Linked DNA regions of Homo sapiens: region 1 is linked to region 2. Evidence: read pairs that join two places in POLR2A ChIA-PET (ENCODE). Cell type or tissue: Panc1. All regions are shown on one strand. Links, peaks and the distances in the headings refer to the core of each region. The heading gives the core; the rest is flanking DNA. Region 1 overlaps EFNA4-EFNA3 (EFNA4-EFNA3 readthrough). Region 2 overlaps GON4L (gon-4 like).

Evidence for each region. Peaks named below come from ENCODE experiments on the same cell type or tissue, not always from the same donor. Only the 100,000 strongest peaks of a DNase experiment are listed, where the experiment ranks them.
Region 1: POLR2A ChIA-PET joins it to region 2 with 7 read pairs; 1 of 35 experiments calls an interaction of 5 or more read pairs at or near these places.

What each region holds. Positions count from the first base shown.
Region 1 is chr1:155,066,577-155,075,071 of GRCh38, reverse strand. All of the region lies in intron 1 of EFNA4-EFNA3 (EFNA4-EFNA3 readthrough), which reads right to left. It overlaps EFNA4 (ephrin A4), which reads right to left. Exons shown (of 4, transcript NM_005227.3): 2 at 8,056-8,342; 3 at 7,632-7,700; 4 at 5,519-6,219. The coding sequence ends at 6,083. ADAM15-EFNA4 (ADAM15-EFNA4 readthrough) reads right to left here. Exons shown (of 26, transcript NR_176418.1): 24 at 8,056-8,342; 25 at 7,632-7,700; 26 at 5,519-6,219. Among named protein-coding and RNA genes, the nearest start is that of DCST1-AS1, 6.8 kb to the right of the region's middle. RefSeq lists enhancers at 2,992-3,504, 3,580-3,659, 4,019-4,531, 5,045-5,557. In Panc1, for the core only: no CTCF peak of the experiment used is centred there; no DNase peak of the experiment used is centred there; H3K4me3 peaks cover 861 bases.
Region 2 is chr1:155,741,276-155,749,832 of GRCh38, reverse strand. GON4L (gon-4 like) reads left to right here. Exons shown (of 32, transcript NM_001282860.2): 32 at 1-174. It also overlaps the pseudogene MSTO2P. Among named protein-coding and RNA genes, the nearest start is that of DAP3, 56 kb to the right of the region's middle. RefSeq lists an enhancer at 4,324-4,523. In Panc1, for the core only: no CTCF peak of the experiment used is centred there; a DNase peak (open chromatin) is centred at 4,145; H3K4me3 peaks cover 1,273 bases; H3K27ac peaks cover 714 bases.

The DNA.
Region 1 (8,495 bases), core at 496-8,495, 680 kb after region 2:
ACTCGCTAACTATGCTAGTCACTCAACTTCTCTGAGACTGCTTCCTCATCTGTAAAATGGGGATAATAATGCCCCACCTCAGGGAGCTGGTAGTTAAGAGGATTAAGATCCATAATACCTGGGAAGCACTTAACACAGTGTTTAGGATCCCAGAGGCACTGGATTAATGGAGGGTTTCTTATAATTAAGAGGTTATCTACTGAGGTCTGCCCACCTAGACCAGCCCAGACTCTTTTCCATTTGTTCTCCCTCATTTCCAAGCTTTCCTAACAGCTAACATAGGGAGAGATGTGACCTAGGGCTTAGAAAGTATGCAAGGGGTAGGAAAAGATTAGATGGAATGAGAAGAGGAGGTTACAGTCAAAAAAGGAAGTCTCTATTCTTGACAGTGTGGAAGAAGGGACCTTGACCTTCTCCTCAGACCCCAGAGACTCTCCTTAAGCCTTAAAAGTCTTCCTAAATCCAGACTTTCACCAAAGTTTAGCTCTCTAGAAAGTGACTGCAATGGCCGGGTGGCTCACACCTGTAATCCCAGCACTTTGGGAGGCTGAGGCGGGAGGATCACGAGGTCAGGAGATCGAGACCATCCTGGCTAACATGGTGAAACCTCGTCTCTACTAAAAATACAAAAAATTAGCCAGGCATGGTGGCGGGTGCCTGTAGTCCCAGCTACTCGGGAGGCTGAGGCAGGAGAATGGCGTGAACCCGGGAGGCGAAGCTTGCAGTGAGCCGAGATCGTGCCACTGCACTCCAGCCTGAGCAACAGAGCGAGACTCTGTCTCAAAAATAAATAAATAAATAAATAAAAGAAAGTGGCTGCAATGCCCATGCAGTGGCTCACACTTGTAATCAATCCTAGCACTTTGGGAGGCTGAGGCAGGAGGATGACTTGAGTCCAAAAGTTTGAGGCTGCCATGAGCAATGATCACACCATTGCCCTTCAGCCTGAGCAACAGAGTGAAACCCTGTCTCTTAAAAAAGAAAGGAAGGAAGGAAGTGGCTGCAAGGAGGCAGAGAGATTGGAGCAGAGGTCTCTGAGTAGCATCATAACCACCACCCCCAACAAGTCTTCCCTGCCAGAGTTCTGGCCCCCACCCTCTGCCTAGTGGTTGAAGGCTTCCTTGACAAAAATGATTGTGTCTGGGCAAAAACCAGAAGAGTGGCACCCCAGAGTGGGTGGGGAGAATCCAGGATGGAGAGAGCCTCAGAGGGCCAGGGTGGAGTATCTGGCGGCCTCCCAGTAGGTCCCAGCATTCCCCAGCCCTCTGTGTCCCCTGGAAAGGATCCGCTCCCTGTGGGAGAGCCAGCAAACAGGTCTGAGCTGGCCTGCTCCTCCACAGACAGAAGAAGAACAGGTTGGGGGAGGGGGCCTGAGATCTTGGTGGGGAGTGGTAGCGGTAACCCCCATGTCTCCTCTGAGGAGTTAGGGACAGAGGGGACTAGAGCCTGGGCACACCCTACAAAGCCAGGGGCCCAACCCTTCACCTTCTTTGGTCAGCCTGCTGCCACTTTGGGAGCCAGGGGTCTGGGCCCCCAGGTGTGAAGATGGTGCCTGCCCACCCTTTCCCAAGGAGCCAACATCAGTCTCCACTTCCCCTCCCCTGGGCTGGGCAGGTTCAGGCCAATCTGCTGAAGAGCTTCACAGCAAACATTGATCTGTAATAAAACCACAATGTGTTTCAGGAGAAGGGATTCCAGACACAACACACATACACTAACTCACACACATACATACGGATGCAAAACATGCCGCTCTGGGAGGGCAGACACCAGCAGTCCTGAAAACACATCCAAACATAGACCCACACTGTGTCAAACCCACAGACATTATTAGTTCTACACATCCCCTCTCTGCCATATACTTTGTCCTTCAAAATCAAAGCCTTCTCTGATGACCCGTTTTCCCTGTGTTCCCATAACACTTCGTATATAGCTCTATATTAGCATTTTCACTTTGCATTATAATTACTCATTGGCCAGTCTGTCTCCTTGGGTAATCTGAAGATCCCTTAAGGGAAGCGATCTTGTCTTATGCAAGTGTGTGTCCCCAGCATCTAGTATGCAGCCTAGTATTTACTTAGTAGGAGTAGTGAGGTGCTTAATAATTGTTGAATCAAGGAACAAAAGAATAAATGCCTTCTGACAGTGGGACTCCCATTTCTAGAATCCTTCAGAAGCCCACAGTAGAAAACCGTGCATGCTACTCAGGCTTCTGACCCTGCCTTCTTTTCTCTTGGTCCCCTCACCACCACTCAGCTCTCCAGAAGCCCTCCTTTCCTTCCCTTCCCTCAGTGTGAGACCACGAATTTGAGTTCAACCTGAGGGTTGGCAGGCAAGGTAAGGGTTAATGACACCTCATTAGTGTTTAATTGGAGGAAGGAAGCTGCCTTGGCACCAGACAGGTGGGCAGGCCTGCCCCTTGCTGGAACCAGGCATCCCTAGTTCCAGCACCCCGCCAGGCATGTGGGTGATTTGGCCCTGGAGACCCTCCACCCAGCCGGGGCCAAGCAGTATAGACTAGTACTCCCCATCTGTCACCAAACATCCAGCGGGAGAACAAACTCCTTATCCTTTCTTCTGTTGCTGGCTTTGCCCCATCCGTCCCCAACAGACACTGGAGAATGGGAGAGGTGGGGTATGAAGGTGGAGAACTGAGGGACAGATTACAGAGCCACTCAGGGATAGATTCCAGAAACAGACAGGCGACAGGGCTGGGGATGTGGAGATGTCTGCCCAATTTGACCTTAAATGAAGAGAATGCAAATGAGATGCAGACGATATGCAGATGAACACAGGATCTCAGTACTGACATTCCTGGTGGCAGCAGCTCTGCACCCCAATGCTGTTGCCAATAACCAACCTACTCCTAATCTTTCTGCGTTAAGTGGTGCTGACCATTACTTTGAGAACGAAAAAGGATCTCAAGAGAGATAAGAGCTTGCTTGGGCTAGGGCTGCAGGACCTGGGAAGCTGAGCTCCACCCCAGCTTCCTCACCCCATCCCAAGCACCCACCCAAGCTGCCACAGCAGCTCAGGCAAACATTACTCTCCAGGTTGCACTCGGACGCACCGTCGGTTGCTATGGGGACCCCTTCCTCACTTCCAGACCTGAACCAATGGGCATCACCGCTGATGACCTCATGCCCCAGGCCCCGGGATTCTATTGGCTATTTGGAAGCCAGAGCGCACCCTTTTCAATGGCGTCACCGCTGGGGATCCCCCGACGACCCCAGCTAGCGTCTGGCCTACTGAAAGAAAGGCGCGCTGGAAGCTCACAATGTGCTGAGTGAATGAAAAAGGAAAGAAGGAACTAATAAAAGGGAAGAAGAAAAAGGGGGGAGGTGACAGAAAAAGAACAAAACTTCAGGGTTGAATCTGGAGAAGAAAAGGGAGATTTGAAACCCCAGAAAGTGTGGAGCAGGATTGCCCGTCGCAGAGACTCTCAGGCTCTCAAACAGGGAGACAGGGCGAGGTAAAGATGAGTGGAGTTTTCGCATCTATTCGGGAGAGACTAGGGCAGGCCCAGCAAATTGAGGGCCCCACCCTAAGCCGCCTAGCGCTACTGAGTTTAGGGGAGATCGGTGACGCCCCAAAACTTGCAGGCCTGCCCAGCCTCCTGGAACTGCGCCCTGGAACACGCCTCGACTTCTCGTGGGTAAGGCCCGGTGCCTGGAAGACCTCCCAGCGCCTGCAGCCCGTCTCGGCCCCATGAGTGGACTCAGCCCTGGCTTTCCATGGGGACGCGCCCCGGGACTGAATCAGCCGCCCGCGCATGCTATGAGGAAAGTTGTATAGGGAAGGCCGGCTGGGCCTGAGCGCCTGTGGCTGGGCGGGCCTAAGTTTAAGACTCCCCCCGCCCCCCACCAACCTCCCCAGCCCGGCTCCCGTGGTCGCTGAGGCATCCGCCCTTGCACCTGCAAGGGGCTGGGCGGCCGGCAGGGGCGTGTGTCCGTGTCAAGTGGGAGCGCCCGACAGTTAGGGCGTGCGTCTGAGTGCGGAGAAAGCTGACTGGGCCCCGCGTCTCTTTCGCACATGCGTTATCAGCGGCGCGTCCGCGCGCCAGCCCCAGCCGCGGGAGCGAGCGCGCCCGCCTGGTTCTGCGAAAAGGAGGCTGGCCTGGGGCCGCTGGGAGCCGGGTGAGACCCCCACAGTTCTCAATCCAGGGAAAGGGCTGCTAACTAGTCGCTCCCAGTCTACTCCGCCTATGGCTTCACTTGGGAGGGGCGGAGGTAGCAGTAAAGCCAGTTTCCATGGCAACGTGTAGACACCCTCCTGGATGACGGTAAAGATGGAACTTGAACACTTGAACCCAGGACCTGAAGACCTAGCCCATAGCTTCTCCTTCAGCCGACTACACCCTCCCCTTCGCGTCCCAGACCCTCGCCCCCGCTAAAGATCAAGGTTTGGGGTGAAGGCCCTGATACACGCACCTACCTACAAGAGGCATTTTCTGAAAGGTGGCCTCGAATTGGGGGAAGGGACAGACTGGAGTCCGCTCTGCCCGCGGTGCTGCCCTCCACCCAAGGCCTCAGCTAGAGCAATCGAATTAACATGAACGATGGCAGCCGAAATGGGTGCATGGTGGTGGGGGATAGGGCCCCCGCCCCCTCCGAGAGAGACCGGGATCTGACCTAGGTGTGCAAAGGGGTGGGGGAGGGGTTAGAAAACCCTAGCACCTCTGTGTCGGTCTCTGGACCTCTAGCGCCCTCCCCCCACCCCGCCGTCTCCCCCACACCCCGTAACCATGTTCACACGCTGCCTCTCGCTGCCGCAGCCGGGCCGAGCTAATCAGCACAACATCCACCTATCGATGGCTGGCTCGGTGCCAGGCGGGCCGGCACCGTGCCAGTGGAGGCTGCGGGGCACCAGGGCGGGTAAAGTACAGCTGCAGGGGAAGGGGCGCCCCTTACCCAGGCACCACCTAGGATACCATTCAGAAAGAGGGCCCCACTTGGCCTTGTGGGGATCATAGCCTCGCCTACCAGAGGTGGAAGAGACAGTGTGGGCTGAGAGCAGAGGGAGCCCTCCCTCCTCAGCCCCACCTCCTCCTCCTCCTTATAAAAGCTAAGAACAAAGAGGCCGCTGGGGACGGAGGCTTTGATCTGACCCCACCTTCCCAGTTCTAGGCCAGGCACCGCCCAGAGTGCCCTTGGGGAGGGGGAGGGATGACCAGCTCTCAGGGACCCAGGCATTCTGAAACCCAGATGCTATTAATACTACCCTTTGCTTTTGCTGGGCGCCCTGGTTGGTGCTACCAGGACTTGGGCAGGGCCCCAAGCGGATGGGCTGTCAGGAGCATCTGCCCCTCCTCAGCACAGGAAGCCGGCTGGGGAGGTGAGAGAGGGTGCCAAGCTCCACAGCTGCTGCTGGCACCCACCCCACATTGCCCAGAGGGGTGCCCACTGAGGCCTGGCATGGATGGCCTGAGCACAGCTGGCATGGAGGTCAGGCCAAGCTAAGCTGAGAGCCCAGGCCACAGGGAGTCCTGCTATCAGGGAAGTGGCCTGAGGGCAGTAGATTGGGGAGGGCAACAAAAAGATGAGTGGTTTATTGAAGGTTTGGTCTAGATACTTATAAAAATACAAACTGGCATGAAATTCAACCTCATGAAGAGTCCGTCTTCATAGAAGACAAGTGAGTGATCCCCTGGGGAGGGCAAGGTGCTGCCCCAGGGAAAAGGCCCACAGGGCACAGATGGCAGGGCTTCTTCTTTGCCCTGGTCCAGCAATCGACCTGTCCCCAGGTCTTCAGCCTGGGCCCCCAGCTGGCTTGAGGATTTGATCATACCAAATCCCAGTCCTCCTGGGGGATGGGCTGAGACCCTCAGAGCAGCCTGCAAAGCGCCTGTGTTTGTCTTGCCTCTGCTTCAGAGTGTCCAGGGCTGTCTACTGCTCTTCTTTAGCCTGTGATGAGGGGACAGGCTCCTGCAAGAGTCACCTCAGACCCTCTGATCTCCCCCATCAATGCTCCATCTTGTCGGTCTGAATTGGCACCCCCAGTGCAGGCAGCAGGGATCCCTCCTCCTCCAGGGGATCTTGGGAGGACTCTGGCTCCTTGGGATGAGAGGGAAGGTCTGCTTGGCTCACAGAATTCGCAGAAGACGAAGAATCAGAAGCAGCAGTAATAGCAAGAGACAGAGGGGGCTGGGAGTGTCCCCCCCTCGCCACCCTGATGTGCCACTCTCTCCAGGGCTCCCAACAGGATGGGCTGACTCAGACTCTGTGAGGGGGAGGGGGTAGCACTGATCAGTCCTCCCACTTTACCATCCTCCTTCCTCCCCTTCCCATTAGCAGTTCCCTCCTTTCCCATCCTCCAGGGTCTCCCAAACCAGCCACTCCCTTCCCATGATCTATGACCTCATCCTTTCTAAGCCCCAACTTCCAAGCCTCCCCAAAATTGCCAATAGAGACAACCAACTCAGCTAAGACCTTGAAGGGCCTTGCCCCTGGACACCCTGTTCTCTTGGCCCAGCTTTAAAAAGTGTACAGTATGTCGGGTGTGATGGCTCACGCCTGTAATCCTAGCACTTTGTAAGGCTGAGGCGAGTGGATCACTTGAGGCCAGGAGTTTGAGACCAGCCTGGCCAACACGGTGAAACCCTGTCTCTACTAAAAAAAAAAAAAAAAAAAAAAAAAAAAAAAAAATCAGCTGGGTGGCACACACCTGTAGTCCTAGCTACTCGGAATACTGAGGCAGGAGAATTGCTTGCACCCAGGAGGGTGAGGTTGAAGTAAGCTGAGATCGCACCACTGTACTCCAGCCCTGGGCGACAGAGCGAGAGCGAGACTCTGTCTCAAAAAAAAAAAAAAAGTGTGCAGTGAGGCCACACAAGACATGGTGGCTCACGCCTGTAATTCCAGTGCTTTGGGAGGCAGGAGGATCTCTTGAGGTCAGGAGTTCAAGACCAGCCTGGGCAACACAGGCCAGGAGTTCAAGGCCAGCCTGAGATCCCATCTCTACAAAAAATAAAAAGTAATTTAGCCAGTTGTGAGTTGTGGTGGCACATGCCTGTAATCCCAGCTACTCGGGAAGCTAAGGCAGGAGAATCGCTTGAACCCAGGAGTTTGAGGCTGCAGAGAGGTATGATCGTGCCACTGCATTCCAGCCTGGGCAACACAGCAAGACCCTGTCTCTTAAAAAAGAAGTGGGGGAGCTGGGGGTGGTGGCTCATGCCTGTAATCTCAGCACTTTGGGAGGCTGAGGTGGGCAGATCACAAGGTCAGGAGATCGAGACCATCCTGGCTAACACGGTGAAACCCCATCTCTACTAAAAATACAAAAAATTAGCCGGGTGTGGTGGCGGGTGCCTGTAGTCCCAGCTACTCCGGAGGCTGAGGCAGGAGAATGGCGTGAACCAGAGAGGCGGAGCTTGCAGTGAGCTGAGATCGAGCCACTGCACTCCAGCCTGGGCAACAGAGCGAGACTCCGTCTAAAACCAAAACAAAACAAAACAGAAGTGGGGAGAGGATGGTGCAGTAGAAGCTCCCTCAAGGCTAAATGGGGAGAAGAGACCACAGCTTGAAGCTTCACCAGGACCCCTGGAGTCTGATCCTCCTAGATTCTTCTCACTCCTTCCCTCCTTCCCAAGGCCCCACATTAGCCAGTAGGGTCCATGCTCCCAACCCACTTACTCCTCTCCTTGCAGCAGACAGACACCTGGAGCCTCAAGCACTGGCCAGAACTCTCTGGAGTGGGCACCGCTGGGTAGTGGGAAAGTGGGAAAAAGTTAGCACAGGGAGTCACCCCTTTGTATGCCTCAGACTGTTTCAGACCCTCCCAGGTTTTCTTCTCTCCAGGTCCCTGGAAAGCGTTTCCTTACTTTGGGGCCACACCCATGTATCAGGCCCCATCCAGTCCTCTCATCTCCCTGGCCCCCTTTCCTAGCTCCTCCTACTTTCTCCTTTCTAGACATTTCCCTCCTCAGTCCTGAGTTCAGCCCATACCTCAACCCGATGTACATTAGAGACCCAGCCCCCTCCTCCTTCCAGGCCTCTCCTTCCCCCTCCCTACCCTTCTGGTACACAAGAGGTGTCCAGTGTGCCCTTGGCCACTCACAGATGTAGTAGTAAGTCTCTCCAGGTAAGAACTCAAAGCCGAGGGAGAAGGGTGTGAAGCGCTGAATCTTCTCTGAGAATTGAACATGGCCAAAGGGCAGGGAGCACACCCAGCGCTTGTAGGCCCGGGGGCCCTCTGCCTGGCAGGACTCATAGCCTGGCCAGTCCACCATGTACAAAGCAAACGTCTCGGGGCCCTCAGGGGGCCCTGGGCCTTCGTAGTGGGGGCAGACAATGTCTAGGTAATCGTTGAGGCCCAGCTCCACCACGGCGTCTCCTCGAAGCAACCTGCAGGCATAACGCAGGGGTGGGCTGAGGAGTGGAGGGCACCACGCCATGGCCATGGATGCCAGAGACACCCCTTCTCAGAGGCCCCTGCCAGCCTCTCCTCCACCCATGTGCGATGGAGCAGCTCAGGAAGGCCCGAGGTTCCCAGACTGA
Region 2 (8,557 bases), core at 107-8,106:
ACTTGATTGTAAACTCAACAAATTTGGTGTATTGTCCCCTTAGTACACCAGTACTCCAGAGGAAGAATGCTTTTCTTGGGAGCCATAGGGTGAATAAAGGAATGTTTAACTGTGGACTTTTTCAGCACTTTTAATCCAGGAATGGAGATAGTAAAACCTCTCCCATACTTGAAATCTCAGTTTTCTTCACCTCCTACATACCTGCTCCCTTGGGGGAACCATCCAGAACCATACCCGGTGGACTGCAGCTTGAGAAGAGGTGGGGGTAAGGAGGAGCCACCCTGCAGGGAGTCAGCAGCAGATGGGAAGAACTGTGGGGGCAGAGAACAGCCATTAAGTGCGTAAGAAGTCAAGGGAGGGTTGCGGTTGGCAAGAAGGGCAGGAGCAACCGTTACACTGACCTCATGACTCCAGGCTGCTGCTGTTGTAAATACTGAGCCAAGATTTCTTCCCCAGTGGTACATGCATGAAGGGCAGAGGGTGGAGGTGTCCCTGGGGTGAGCTGGCTGCCATAACAAAGCCAAAACCACCATTAGTCTGTGGCAGCATGAATAACAAACTAAGAATTCTTTTTCTTTTTGAGACAGAGTTTTGCTCTTGTTGCCCAGACTGGAGTGCAATGGTGTGATCTCGGCTCACTGCAACCTCCACCTCCCAGGTTCAAACAATTCTTCTGCCTCATCCTCCCAAGTAGCTGGGATTGCAGGCATGTGCCACCATGCCTGGCTAATTTTATGTTTTTAGTAGAGATGGGGTTCACCATGTTGGTCAGGCTGGTCTCGAATTCCTGGCCTCAGGTGATCTGCCCACCTCAGCCTCCCAAAGTGCTGGGATTACAGGCGTCAGCCACCATGCCTAGCCCAAGAAACTTAAGAATTTTTATGTTATCAGGCCATCAGCTGGATCAAGATATTCAAAGCCCTTCTTTTTATCCTTTTTAAGGGGTGGGGAGGGAACAACATCATTAGAATGCCCGAGAAATTAGGGGGAAAAGGACATGAAACAAAAATCTGACAAGGACTCCTAAGGACCAACAGCTCTCACCTTGTGTGGCATGCTCTGTCTATACCCTCAGCACCACTGACTGGGCAAAGCAACGTGTTCCAGAAGGCTCCCCACATGCAGACAGTGGGGTCCATGGGGTGGCTCCTCCAAACTGCATCAGGGAATCAGGAAGGGACTGGCCTGGAGCCAAGGGGAAAGGGATGATTGCTCCTGCTGTCACCACTTAAAGAGAAGGAAGAGAACACGTTATAGGACATTTTCTCAGCACTGACCCAACCCCTCACAAAGCTTCATACCTTTTTCCCACAGAAGCTCAGCATGTCAGCCAGATGAACCATGGAAACTGGAGAGGAACACAGGCGATAAGGAACAGTGACTGTGTCCAGGGCTGTAGCCAGGATGGCACTGCAGTGGAAGGGCAGAATGGCCTGTAAGAAGACACCAAGAGGGGCACTTGGCCTCGGGCCTGGAAAAGAATGTGTGGAGGCAGAATGTTAACACCAGAGAGACCCAGGGGATGAATCAGGGGTATGTTTGACCCCAGGCTGGACAAGCATAGGACAGTGTGATCTGAGAGGCCACATCACAGCTGAGTTCAAGCTCGGGCCTCAGGAACAGAGCCAGTACAGACAGCGACTGACTGGGAGCATGAGGAGGCCCTGTAGCCTGCCGCAGTCAGAACAAGAGCACCGAGACTTACATCATAATGCAGGTAAGGGAAGTTGACAGGTGGCTCAGGTCGCAGGCCCAGGCTCCCACCCAAGGACAAGGGGCAGACGAGAGCTGTGAGCAGTCAGGTGCACGAGACCAAAAGCTGTGTTTAATAGACGATAGATGTTTCTCTGGGCCTCCTCGTAAAGAAAAAAACCAGTTTGCATTAAGCCACTCTCCCAATGGGATTCGAATGTTTACTCCTCCAAGTTCCACTCACCCCACGATGGTAGGGACCAGGTAGCAGGCCCCAAGTTATTATTCCCCGCCCTGAATATTCATCTTGTAGCAGCTCTGCCGCCTTCGCGCCTACCCCAGAGAAGCCATCGTGCAGGTCACACAGGATCTGGAAGCCCTGGGCGGGGGTGAGTGACGAAAGATAGTTAGCAGGATGAGAAGAGCTTCCACCCTGGAGTGCACATTGCCACGCCACTACCTGCAAGTAGTCACATTCCTCCACGTAGAAATGCAGCCTGTCCTCCAGCTCTTCCTGGTACTTGGGTTCCTTTAGGACACTTTCCCCTTGGCCAAAAGCCTCCAGCCGACCTGCTTCCCTGCCACAAGTAAACACGATCCAAGACTTACATCTCTTCCCTCAACTCCTCAGCCTCTTGTCCTGGGGAAGGGCAGGGAAGATGGCCTCAAGAGCCTCATCCTGCATTGGTGGGGACCCATGTTTCTTGCCTCAAAGCCTCTGGGGTCCCCATACCCATCGTGGTTGTACTTCTGAATCATACAGATGCTCCGGGGATGGAGATGGACTCTGAGGAAGTCTGACCAGACCCTGATGCTGGCCTCTGTAGGGATAAGTGGTTTTGGAGTTGTAGCGGTGGGGAGTGGTGAGGAACCTGAAGACAAGCAGAGGAAATGTACCTTTCTCCATGTTTCTGCTCTACCCAAGCCCCCATCCATCAGTATCTGGAGAAGTCTCACCTTTGCCATTGGGAATGGATTTGACCCTCCAGACACCATCACTACTCAGCACTCCCTGGGAGGGGTCAGAAAAATCGACATTTAGTTCCAGGCAGTTTAGAGGCAAAGGTTGCTTCATCCTCCTTGAGTTGGCTGGCCACACCGCATAGCCTCCTTTCTGTTCACCGAGTCGCAGTCCTTAGGAAAAGGAGTGCTTTTTCCCAAAATATCATTCTAAGACATTTAAAATGATTAAAATCCCCGTTTACCTGCCCCTATGGAGACCCTCAGGTTGTGGCACCGGGTTAAAAAGTTCAGGACAGAGGCCCTCACCTCTGCACTCAGAAAGTCTTGGAGATAAGGGTTCTTGGGATAGAGTTCCTCTTTGTGTGTGGTGAGCTTCCCCTGCCTGAAAGAGTTTGGAGATTGATCAAAGAAACTGCACTCTGATCAGAGTTATCCAGCGTTCTGCGTACATACACGATCCCCACCCTTATCCATACATCAGTTACACACCATGCTATTGCAGCATCCAACTGTTTGTCCCTGTAGAGTCCACCTTCCTCTTTTAGGGAGCTCAAACTACCTGTACAGAAATAACAGAGACAATGTTAGGTCAAAGCCTGGGCACCCTTCCCCTCTAGCTAACCTTCCTCTGATCACCTGACAACCTGCTGTCACCATCTCTCCAGCACTTGGCTCTTCCAAGCTTTCTGGGATATACACTAGTTGGGGGAAAAACCTTGGCTTAGGAGAATCTAGATTCCATCTTTCGGTTCCCAGCTTAGTCATTAGCTGTGGGACGCGGGGGGAACCACATCCAGGGGTCTGACAGGAGTGCTGCAGTTCAAGTCCTCACTGTCTCCAGGGCCTAGCAGCCTATTCCCGAAATGGCTCTTGAGCAACTGTCGTGGGCCCCTCGAGTGTTGGCATGTTGTGCTCAGCTCCTCATCTCCGGTCCTGGAGCTCGGTAAAGTGGGAGGGTCTTGAAGATAACGGCAGCGCAAGGACTAGGCACGCGGAAGGGAAATAAGGGGCATCGGCTAACTCTGCCACCACCTCACCCTTCAGATCCATGAGGATGAGTCGCGGCGTGTAGGTCTCCTGGCCGTGCAGCGTCCGGCCCGTACGATACAGGACGTCGGGGCACAGCTCTCCCGGGGGCTCCTTGGAATCGGTCGCTCGGCCCAGCGCAGCATCCTGGGGAAGCAGAGAGGACGAGGCAGGCCGGCTGAACGTCGGGACTGTAGATCCCGAAGGGCTCCTCGGGGGCAGCTGCCGGCTGACCTCACCTGCTGGTTCCACCAGTGCGCGCCCACGAAACCGGCAAAATGTCCCAACTGCAGTGTGAGCACCTCCCGGGCCCCGCCCGCCATACTGCGCTGCTCCACGGGGCCGCCGCGCCTCAGCCGCGCCGCTCGCTGCTCCTAGCCGATTGGCTTGGCAGGCGCGTGGGCGGGTGTTATACTGGCGACTTATTGGTCCGCAAACACATCCTTTCCCATTGGAGAAATGATGCGCCGATCCTTTCCTACCTCTTCCTAGACGTGGCCCAGTCCGGCTTCTCTGTGGTTGCCGCGAGAGGCGGGGCTCCACGGGCCACGCCGTTGCTCCTGCTCCACGCTGGAGCGGGGTGGGCGCTGTCTCCGCCGCTGACTTGGGGCCGCCAGGGCGCGGGCCGCGGAAGGCTCTGCCTCGTACTTCCCTTGAGGTCTTATCTCTTCTTACAGATCTCTCCGCTGGCTGATAGCTCCCCGGGCAAAAATGAAACCTTGCCAGAATAGCGGAAGCTCCGCTAAAGCCTCCCATGCCCCCTCATCTCTTCAGAAGTCACACGGATCACGACTCTTCAGAAGTCCACAGATCCCCGTGGACTGACCTAGCTATCATATCTGTATCATTTACATGTATTAATCTATCTCTGTGTATGTAACACTTTATGTAAATAGAGTATTGGCGTCTGTCTTTTGCTCAATATGGTTTATGCAATTTATGTTTTTGCATATATATTTTTCATCTCTGTGGAATAGTCCATTGTATGAATACACCACCACTGATCTATTCTAAAGAATGAATATATTCTGCTGATAATAGCTTTTGGGATTGTTTCCATTGTTTCCAATTTTGGCCTATTAGGTGCTATGATTAACATCCTTGTGTATATTTAGAAAGATAAAGCAAATATTGGCCGGGCGCTAAGCCTCATGCCTGCATTCCCAGGTTTTGGGAGGCTGAGGCAGGAGGATCGCTTGAATCCAGAAATTCCAAACTGGGCAACCTAGTGAGACACCAGCCCCCAACTCCCTATAAAATAATATTTCAAAAAGTTAGCCAGGCGACTCACATCTGTCGTCCCAACTGGAGGCTGAGATGGGAGGATTGCTTGGGCCCAAGAATTCGAGGCTACAGTGACCCATGATCGCACCACTGCACTCCTGTCTGGGCGACAGAGTGAGACCCTGTCTCAAAAAAATACAGATAAAACAAAAAATAAAAAAAAAAAAGTGGCCAGGCGCGGTGGCTCAAGCCTGTAATCCCAGCAGTCTGGGAGACCGAGGTCGGCGGACCACTGAGGTCAAGAGTTGTAGACCAACTTGGCCAACATAGTGAAACCCGTCTCTACTAAAAATACAAAAATTAGCTGGGCATGGTGTTGGGCGCTTGTAATCCCAGCTACTCCGGAGGCTGAGGTAGGAGAATCACTTGAACCCCGGAGGTGGAGATTGCAGTGAGCTGAGATAGCACCACTGCACTCCAAACTGGGCGACAGATCAAGACTCCGTCTGAAAATAAAAAATAAAATCTTAGCCTCTCTTGTCTATTCTGAGCTCCTTGTAATTCCATATTTATTTAGTCTTATTTATTTATTTTGAGACAGGGTCTCACTCTCTTGCCCAGGCTGGTGTGCAGTGGTGCAATCTCGGCTGACCGCAGCCTCAACCTCTTGGGCTGAAGCGATCCTCCCACCTCAGCCTCCTGCATAGCTGCAATTACAGGCATGGACCACCACCACCTGGCTAATTTTTTTTATTTTTTGTACATATGGGGTTTCACCGTCTTGCCCAGGCTGGTCTCAAACTCCTGAGCTCCTGAGCTCAAGTGATCTGCCCACCTCGGCCTCCAAAAGTGTTGGGATTACAGGTGTGAGGCACTGTGCGCAGCTACCATTTCACTTCTAAGTATGATGTGGGCTGAAAAGTTTCTGTAGGTACTCTGACAGCTTAAGGAAATTCTGTATTCCTGTTTTGCTAAGAATTTTGGTCATGAATAGATTTGAATGTTTTTTACAGCTTTCTCCGCACTAAGATAATTACATTATTTTATCATTCCTTTGTTGCACTAATGAATACATCTGATTTTCATGTAATACTATCTTGCATTCCTAAAATTATCCCAAACTCATTTATGTTGATTATCCTTTTAAAATACTGGATCTGGGTTTGGCGTAGTAGCTCATGCCTGTAATCCCAGCACTTTGGGAGGCTGACGTGGGTGGATCACCTGAGGTCAGGAGTTCGAGACCAGCCTGGCCAACATGACAAAACCCCCTCTCTACTAAGAATACAAAAATTAGCCGGAGTCTCGTCCTGTCGCCCAGGCTGGAGTGCAACGGCACGATCTCAGCTCACTGCAACCTCCACTTCCCGGGTTCAAGCGATTCTCCTGCCTCAGACTCCTGAGTAGCTGGGATTACAGGTATGCGCCACCACACCCGGCTAATTTTTGTATTCTTAGTAAGGGTTTCACTATGTTGGCCAGGCTGGTCTCAAATTCCTGACCTCGTGATCTGCCAGCCTCAGCCTCCCAAAGTGCTGGGATTACAGGTGTGAGCCACCGCACCTGGCCAATTTTAATATTTTAAAATATTTAATTTTTAATTTAATTTTTTATTTTTTTTTGAGATAGGATCTCACTTTGTTACTCAAGCTGGAGTGCAGTGGTACAAACAGCTCACTGCAACTTCAACCTCTTGGGCTCAAGCCATCCTCCCACCTCAGCTCCCGCAAGTAGCTGGGACTACAGGCATGTGCCATCACGAATCCAGCTAATTTTTTTTTTTTTTTTTTTTTTTTTGAGACTGAGTCTCATTCTGTCACCCAGGCTGGAGTGCAGTGGCGTGATCTCAGCTCACTGTAACCTCTGCCTCCTGGGTTCAAGCAATTTCCCTGCCTCAGCCTCCCGAGTAGCTGGGATTACAGGCGCCTGCCACCACGCCCAACTAATTTTTGTATTTTTTTAGCAGAGACAGGAGTTTGCCATGTTGGTCAGGCTGGTCTTGAACTCCTGACCTCAGGTGATCTGCCCGCTTTGGCCTCCCAAAGTGCTGAGATTACAGACGTGAGCCACTGCGCCTGGTCAATTTTTGCATTTTTGGTAGAGATGAGGTTTCACCATGGTGCCCAGGCTGGTCTTGAAGTCCTGGGCTCAAGCAATCCTCCCGCCTCGGCATCCCAAAGTGCTGGAATTACAGGCCTGAGTCACTGTGCCCTGCCAGCCAGTATTTTCAACGTACAAAATTTTTAAGTTTTGTGTTTAGTAATTTCACAATCATTTAATTTGAATTACTTTCTCATTTCCATTCTGATCTTTCTCCCTGACCAATGGGCACATCAGAAAAGTATGTTTTAATTTCCAGACACATGAGGAGTTTCTATTTCTCTTTTTGTTACTGGTTTCTAGTTTAAATTGCATTAGAATCAGAGTACACGGCTGTATGATTTAAATTCTTTGAAATATATTGAGCTGGTTTATGGTCCATTGTCAGTCAATTTTGAACAGGTTCTTTATGTGCTTCAAAAGAAAGTACATTCAGAAGTTTTGGGATTTGATAGGTGGAAGGTGAGGCCAGAAAGGCAGGTCCACTCCGTATAACTTCTATTGAAAAAGATCTGTGAGGCCGGGCTCGGTGGCTCACACCTGTAATCCCAGCACTTTGGAAGGCCGAAGTGAGCGGATCACCTGAGGTCAGGAGTTTGAGAACAGCCTGGCCAGTATGGTGACACCCCGTCTCTGCTATAAATACAAAACAGCCGGACGTGGTGGTGTGCACCTGTAAGCCCAGCTACTAGGGAGGCTGAGTCAGGAGGATAGCTTGAACCAAGGTTGCAGAGGTTACAGTGAGCCGAGATCATGCCACTGTACTCCCGCCTGGGCAACAGAGCAAGACCCTTTAAAAAAAATATATATGTGAATAAGTGGACCCATGCAGTCCAAAAACGTTATTGTTTAAGGGTCAACAATAATGACCTGATGTATTTTCTACTTTTTAGAACAACAGATGCTTATTAAATTAATAATATGTTTATTAAAGCATTATTTCATAATCTGCCTTTCTAGAAGTTTGATGATGTCCAAGTTCAGCTTTAGGCAACTTAATTTGCTCTCTTTTCTCTCTGCCTTCCTGGGTTAAAGAAAAGGATAACTGTAGTTAGGCTATTAAAAATAAAGTATGTGAATGTAAAAGAGCTTCTACCAAAAAAAAGTTGTTTGGGGATTCAATTTTTAAAAATACTTCCATTAGGACAAGTGTTAATCATGCTACTCAATCTTTTATATCCTTACTTTTTTTTTTTGAGACAGAGTCTCACACTGTCACCGGGCTGGACTGCAGTGGCGCGATCTCGGCTCACTGCAGCCTCCGCCTCCCAGGTTCAAGCAATTCTCCTGCCTCAGCCTCCCAAGTAGCTGGGATTACAGGTGCCCGCCACTATGCCCGGTTGATGTTTTTGTATTTAGTAGAGACGGGGTTTCACTGTATTACTCAGGCTGGTCTCAAACTCCTGACTTCAGGTGATCCACCCGCCTCGGCCTCCCAAAGTGCTGGGATTATAGGCGTGCACCACCACACCCGGCCCTCTTTTGAATTTTTACTTGCAATTTTAGATTTGTCTCTTGAAGGGTAGCATTGCGTTTGGGTGCATTAGGTCTT